Linked DNA regions of Mus musculus: region 2 is linked to region 1. A link is a contact called in ENCODE POLR2A ChIA-PET data. All regions are on one chromosome and are shown on one strand. The core of a region is the stretch at or near the end of the contact, and the rest is flanking DNA. Distances in the headings are between cores, read along the strand shown.

Region 1 (3,942 bases), core at 947-3,446:
AGGAGCAAAGCCAATGGCGGTGGGTGGGGTGTAATTCTAGCACGGGAGAGTGGAAGTAAAAAATCAGATGTTCAAGGTCAACCTTGGCAACGTAGTAACTTCAAGTGTTGCCCGGATTACGTGAAATCCCATCTCAAAAGTAAACCAGGGTTGGAGGGATGATGGCTCAGTGCCCAGAGCTGGATTCTGGAGTAACCAAGTTAGATGCCCAAGCATGGTCAACAGCTCAAGACTGCATGGAACTCCAGCTCCGGGGAAGCCGATGCCCTCTTCTGGCCTTGGTGGGCACTTATATATAGTGCACACATGTACACACATATAGTACACACATGTACACTTGGGAACCTGAGGCCGGAGACCCATTTAAGTTTGAAAGTTTGAGGCCAACCTGTATGGTTATAAACTTGACTAGAATAAATGATAGCCCTGATAAATTAGCTTAGTGAGAAACTTTACCGCTCAGATGATCTGATCAAGTTCCACACCCTCCACTTTCCATATGTAACCTTCTGGTCTGTTTATAGCAAGAATTGCTCTTGATGTATGATGTTTCCATTCAGTAAACAACACCCAGACATCTGCTTTAAGTCCCTAGCAATCCGTTGTATTTGGAGTTAGGCACTCTTTTTTCCCTACTTCCAAAGTACTGGACTTGTGATCAGAGCCACACTGCACTTTGTGGACATAGGTGAACACATGGGTGGAGACTTGTTGACTATCCATCCTGTGCTAAGTGCTCTTTACCTTCCTTCAGCATTTTCCTTACCATCCCAGGCGTCATTTCAGCCTGTTGTATGGCATACTATAGACTATGCTGTATGCATATCATACCTTGCGTACTGCATAGTTTTCATCTGTGTGTTCCCACAGTACCCAGCACAGGGTAGAGCATAATACAGGTCTTTGCCTCTATTTCAAGAAGCCACTCAACCCTTTTAATGTTCCTTTTAAGACATGTTCATGAATAACAGTAATATTCTGGTTAACGCGGACTCCTACCTTCTCCCCTAGCCTCAAGCTACACTATCATTATTAATTCCGTCTAAAACTCGCCCCAAATCACGTAACAGCAGCCATATCTCACCCATACTAGCATTTTGGTCAGTTGCAAGGCAAATCTCTCAAAATCTGTTAAGGCCCAATCCCATTCCCCTGCTTACTAGTGCACCTCTTTACACTCATCCCAGCTAAATTGCTTCTCCGGCTTCCATCCATAGCAGCAGCCTGTTGCTAGAGGTGTTCGTCTATGGTTTGACAGAAGTCTCTTTGATTTTTTTACTTGGGTGGTAACAGGAAAAGGAAACCAAATATCTTCAGCCATAGGGAAAAGGGGCCTCTAGGAGGCTGTCCCTGGCCCCGAGTCTCCATGGAGAAGCCACAGGTGCTAAGGGAGGTTTGATTGCCTACGCAGTTTGTGTTCTTTTCTCCCTAAAGCTCCCCGAGATTCTCCCGCCTACCCTGGGCCTCTTCAGCTCTCCCGCAGCGTGGACCCTGCAGGCAGTCCTCCCTTAACAAGGGGGCGGGGATCCCCGCTTGGCCCGCGCCTGCAGCGCCTTCCCTGTGGGACTCCCCTCCCCCACCATCGAGCCCCGACCACCGCGAGCCGCGCGTGGGCACCGACCCCTCCCCGCCGGGCTGGGCTGTGCAGAGCGGGCGGGCTACGGGTGGCGCTGGCTGGGCGTGGGCAGACGACGGAGTAGGTCTGCCAGGACCGGACCGGCCTGATCGGCCCCGGGCTGCATCCCTGTGCACCCGCGGCGGGAAGGTGGCCCCACCACCCGGGGCGCTGGCCCCGCGTCTTGGGGCCCGTGGTGGGCCGGCCCGTACCTGGGCTTGAAGTCGTGGTTGTAAATCGTCCGCAGCCGCTCACGATCTGTCTCCAGGTCCAGTCCACGTTCGGCCAGAAAACTCTCGAACCTCTGGCCGGTCTCCCGGAGCTTTCGGCAGCTGAACTTGCTAGGCATCGCGGCGGCGGCGGCTGCGGCCCAGGCAGGAGGGTCCGCGGAAATGAAACTGAAAGTCGCCGCCGCGGTTTAGAGTTGGCTGGTCTGGGGTGAGGGTGCAAAGGGGAAAAGCCCCCTACCTCTGACGTCTGCTCCGGCCAGCCACCTTCTCCCCGACTGCCTCCCCTCCTCCGTCCTTCTCCTACCTGAGCCTTCCTTTCGGTCTCTTCGTCCTATCCCCTCCCCCCCTTCACATTAACTCTTTCCTAAGGAGTCTGACCCCTCCCTCAGGGCCCTCCCCTTACCCCGAGCTCCCTCCCCTGGCAGCGAGCCAGGATCCGAACGTGGATATCGCCTGGGGCCCCCTAAACAGCCCGGAGGACCTTGGAGCCTCAGCTAGGGCTACTCCCACGCCCACTCTCCAGAGCCTCGGGACATAGAAAAGCTGCAGAGCAAAGGGCAGAGCCCCGGACATGGGTCGGCTGCAGCTGGACTGGGGCCGCTCGTCCAGCACCTCCCCCAGACTGCCAGGGACATAAACCAGTACGGAAGCGAGCGGCACGCCCCCTCCCCCATTCCCTCCCTCCTCTGGCTTTCTGATACAGAGGAAGGCAGAAGTCAAAGTTGTGTGTGTGTGTGTGTGTGTGTGGGGAATGGATGGAGGGAGAGCAAGTGTCTCTATAGATAAAGGGGTGTGCGTGTGGGAGAGAGGGACAAGAGCTTCTGCCAAGACCCAGTCCTTGCTTTTCTGGGTCACACAGGCTTCATAATACTTCAAGGTTGGAGATTCTTGCTCTTGAGCTATGCATTTGGGCACTCGGTTTGTGTTACTCTTCACTACTTATTGGCAGTAAATCATGATTGCCCAGCCAGTCAAAAAAACATTAGCACCTAGAGAGCCAGGCGTGCTAGGCAATAAATGGTTAACACTGACAACATTAGTACCAGGAAAAGAAGTAGACCAATATGCTTAGGCAAACTAAGGGGTGGGGCTACTATAACAACAAATGTAAAACAAGCCTTCTGCACCTATTTATCCCCTGGAATGAAACTAAAAAACAAAAACAAAACCCAAAACAAACAAACCCCATACACACTACAATGAGAAAGTGAGAAAGGCTTAATCTACCAGAATTCCACATGTATCAAAGTTACTGTTCTCCAAGGTTCCTTATAGGCAGCAACAGTCTAACCCAGGGTAGGGAATGCCCTGAACAGGGTCAAGTTCCCCCTTGGTTAACTACTCCTAAGCCAAGAGTATGCTATGCAGTCAGGAATGGAGACTACAGGAACAGGGAAATCTTACGTCCTAGAAATTGATGTAAACTCGAGGGAAAAACTAGGAGTAGCCAGATGCTTAACACCTCCAGACCTTCCCATCCACTTTATATGATGCAGGCTCAGAGAAGATAATAGACTTCTAAAAAGTACTGTTGTTTTGGGGCACAGTGGTCCAAGCCTGTAATCCCACTTCTTGAGAGTCTGAGGAAGGTCTACTAAGAGTCTGAGCCACTTTGGGTTACACAGCAGGACAGTCTCAAAAACAAAATTGCTATTCTTTATCATTTCAAAATCCTACAAATACACCTATGATGAGCACAATAAAAGTGCCTTTTAGACATACAGAAATAGCTTAGTTAGGAATCCCAATGCACCCAAGGCTACACTTGATAACCAGAATCCAATGACATAATTTACTCAAAATAACCAGACACATGACTAACTGAAGAACTAAAAAGGCTTTTTTTTTTTATTGTGCCCTTCACACTATCACACATTAACAATTCAGACCAGCAAATCTGGTCACCTGAGGACCTCAGCCCTTTCTCTGGATTATCTGAACATTCTCAAAACACAGACAGTAGTCCATGTAAAAACTTGAGTAAGTTTTGAATGGTGAGTGGCTTTGGTTACAATGTGACATCTCTACTTGTCTTCTGGAAGGCTCTACTTTGAAAGTTACTGTTTTGATGCATTCGGTTTTAGAATGCCTGCCCCC
Region 2 (3,929 bases), core at 1,103-3,602, 230 kb after region 1:
CGTATTGGGCACTGTGGAAGCTACAAAGACTTCATGCAGTCTAAGAATAATTTAACGAAATGCACTAAACACGCACATACACGCACACGCACACGCACACGCGCACACACACACACACTGTCTGCACACAATGCTTTTCTTCATCTAACATGACCAAAAATGACACTGAAATGGTTAGAGGAACGAATTCTCCCAGAGTTGAACATCGGAGTACACGCTGTAATCCCAACAGGAACGGGAAAGCCACCCTGGGCTACATAATCTTCAGAAACATAGCGAGACACAGTGCTCCACTCTTGATTAAATAAAACAAACCCTCCAGATCCAAAGGTATATCAAACAGGTCTTGTTTATTGTGCCAAAACATCAATGAGATTACTCTGCTTCTCCTGTTTGTCCAGGCCCTGGAAATCACTGCTCCCTGGGTCTCCTGACGTCTCCTACCTTAGTTTATTTCCCTTCTCTACTCAGGTAATGAGACACATCTTTTAGGGCTTTCCTGTTTTACTTCTAGGGTTTTTTTTTTTTTAAACCCCTGCTGCTATTTCTGGGATAATGTATCTCTCCCTCCTATGGCAATAAACTTTGTGTTTGTGGGAGAGACCCTGCATACAGTTTCTTCTTTGTGCTTCCTCTCACTACATATCTGGAAACAATCATGGAACAGATCTGCAGCCCCCTAGAGTGGCTCTGAAACCTAGGAACCTGACTACTCAAAACTAATTACCTTCAGGAAGTCTACTCAGGAAGGCTGCAGACAACAGCCACTACAATCACCCTCTCTGATTGCAACTCCGCACCTCGCCTCTATCAGCTATAAATAACCAACAGGAAAATGAACTTGAGATAAAAACTTAAAATGCTAAAAATATGGAAAAATTAATAGGTGGTACTGCTGGCCACAGATGATGACTGGAGATTCAATGACATTAATGTCAGGACAAAATCATTTGTACTTTGCAACTGCTAAAATGCCAAAGACTTTAGTAGATCTTTACAGGGACTCTACAGAGACGTGAAAATTGAATTCCCAAGGCTTTTATCTGCCCTTCTCTCTGAAACTGAAAAGTACCTTTTATTTTAATGCTTTAAATTTTGGTTGATGATGATGGTGTGCTAGACACCACCACATTACATGTATATTCGTTTCCTTTGAGGGTAAAATCCCACTATAAAAGAGGGGTGAGACAGTACTCAGAGGCCACAGGACCAGATTAATTATAAACCTAGCCAACTGAACCTGAATTTTGTTCAAATACTTCCTGTCTTTTGTTTCAACCTGCCATACACCTTCAAGGTTAACTGCAGTTTCCCTGAGCAACGGACCAGCCCACTCCAAATTGGGAGATGGGGACTCCTTCTGCAAAGGCATTTACTGACTCCTCGGCACCATTTCATTTGAAAATATGGTATTATTCAGTGACTGTCAAACAATACACACTGCATTCCTACCCACACAAGGCCAGCTCTGCTGAAAGCTAACACACCCACCTTGCTATGAAATATGCGGATGCTTCCCTACTAAGTTCTCAAGAGAAGAAACCGGGTAGAAAGCAAAATCGAAAGGCAACTCAAACCTAAAAAGCCCCTAAAAGCTGGTTTCTCCCAAAAGAAACAGAAAGGGCAAGAAAGGTACAAAGGGCGATGGGAAGAAGATAATGTATAATTTAAGCCGGGGAGCTTTCAACACTCAGAAAGAGAATACAGGATCTGGGGAGGCTGTAGGAGCAATCACAGGCTGGGGGATGGGAAGAGCTAAAAGAGGGGGAAAGGCCGCTTTGGCTGTTGGAGGTGTCTGTCTGGGTTTCGTCTTTTTTTCTCCCCCTCGCCCATCCCTCATAAGGAAAACGCTGGTTTGTGTGTGTGTGTTTAAATCTTATACAGAACCCTAGTTCTGGACCCACGCTTGCCAGCAGGGACAGATGTGGGAAAGGATGTCTGAATTCGCAGGGATCCAATATAGGGGTGGGGGCTGCAGCCTAGAAAACGGTACCCACCAGTACCACTCTGAGGCTAGGGCTGGGCAAAAGGCGACCTAGAGTGAGACAGGTCAGGAGGAGACCCCTGCTGAGGGGCGGAGGCTAGCGAGAGACAATGAACAATCGTAAAGACCCCGGAGGATGCCGCGACGCCTCCTTGGGGAATCCCGGGATCTGGAGGCGGCGGCCCCGCCCCCTAGGGGGACCATCCCTACCCCGACAGGGACTTCTGCTGAAAGCCACTCACGCTCCGGGCCAGGAGGCTCTCTCGGAGACCCGGCTCCCCCGGCACCGCAGAGCCCCGAGCCCACGCTCCGTACCTGGCCTCGGCGCTCCGGGATCCTTCCCCGCCGCCGCCTCCGCCGCCCGCTCCCCATCCCCAGCCTCCCAGGACCCGCCCCTTACCCGCCGGCGGCAGTGACAGGCAGATACCCTCGCCAATCATAGCTTTACCCTTGCGGCTCTGAAACCAATCCTCGCCGCCTGAAGGCGGGGCTTCTCCAAAGTCATCCCGGCTCCTCCTGGGGCCGCAAGATCCCTTTTGTTTGGGAGAGCCAGGCTGGGATTGAGCTGGCGTCACTTCCGGGAGGAAGTACCCTCCTCTGGTCCGCTGGAGTCTGTGCTCGCTCTGGTCTCCGCCCGGGTTCTGCAACTTTTCAGGACCCTGGGAACACCTTGTGGTGGCTTAATTGAGGGTTTATCTAAAATGTGAATAAAAGAAGTGAGTTTTAGCGTTTGTTTTCGAATTAGTATTGAAAACCTAGTAACGTGTCTTCTTTGCCCCCCCCCCCTCTCTCTCTCTCTCTCTCTCCCTCTCTCTCTCTCTCTCTCCCCCTTGGGTGTGGTGCTGGAAAGCAAGGGCGCAAGACCATCTTCTTTACCACATCACACTATGTACACAAAGGGAGACGCTGGGGTGGAAGCACCTGGTAGAGAGCATAACCCCTACCGACTTGCCTTTCAGGGCAAAGCCAAATAGCTGCAAACTTACCTGGTGTTTCCCCACACTGTGCTTGCCATTCATGTATGTGGGGGGCTATTTTATATGTTTGGGCCCCGTCATACCGTGGACCATGCATTTGTAACGAAGCCGAAACGGAACAGTAGGATGAGGGGAAATGGCTGGCCTCTTGAGCACAGGAATGCAGATCTTAGTGATAGAAACAAGACCTGGAGGGAAGAGATTGCACTCTACCATACATAGCCTGCACTTCAGCACCACAAGTGACTGAACTGTTTAAATAGCCGCATTGCTTTAAAGAACTTGTAACACGTACATATAAGAACTCAAGTATTTGAGTGCACAAGTAACATATTACGCGGAATACATTATTCCTAATTTTCACAATATTCAGCAAGAGACTATTAGGGACACACACACACACACACACACACACACAAAAAGCCCTCTGCTCATGGTTCTCAACCTGTGGGTCACGACCCCCTAGACAACCATTATAAAAATATCTACATTACAATCTAGAACAGCAAAATTACAGTTATGAAGTAGCAGCGTAATTATGTTTGAGGGAGTCACTATAACATGAGGAACTGTATTAAAGGACAGTAGCACTAGGAAGGTTGAGAACCACTGCCCTAGGCAAACAGCCCTCGAGACAGGTACAGTTTACAGTCTGGGTAAAGAGATACCCAGCCCAAGTAATCACGGTTTAGAGGAAGTCAAACAGTATTTCTTGTCCACACAGCGCTTCGTTCATCCATATACTATCTGTGTCAGTGCTGTGTGGGAAGACTGTCTTACCCTGCAATGTGGATAGCACTGTAAGAAATTAAGATGAGAAGACGAAGTCAAAGAAACCAAGAGAACCGGAGGAAGGCTATAGAGTTAAGAACTGGAAAAGAAAAATGACAAGAATAACACCAAATCTGTGCCACAGTCTGCTAACCAGCCACCAGTTTCCACCGGGGGTGGGGGGGGGTGGGGGGTGG

Evidence for each region. ChIA-PET counts read pairs that join two places held with the same protein, here RNA polymerase II (POLR2A).
Region 2: POLR2A ChIA-PET joins it to region 1 with 10 read pairs in Patski. The contact joins the promoter of Cttnbp2nl here to the promoter of Mov10 in region 1. POLR2A ChIA-PET finds 5 or more read pairs at or near these places in 2 of 5 experiments (Patski and embryonic stem cell).

What each region holds. Positions count from the first base shown.
Region 1 is chr3:104,816,109-104,820,050 of GRCm38, forward strand. Mov10 (Mov10 RISC complex RNA helicase) reads right to left here and starts at 2,197. Exons shown (of 20, transcript NM_008619.2): 1 at 1,828-2,197. The coding sequence starts at 1,964.
Region 2 is chr3:105,050,601-105,054,529 of GRCm38, forward strand. Cttnbp2nl (CTTNBP2 N-terminal like) reads right to left here and starts at 2,353. Exons shown (of 6, transcript NM_001163332.1): 1 at 2,300-2,353.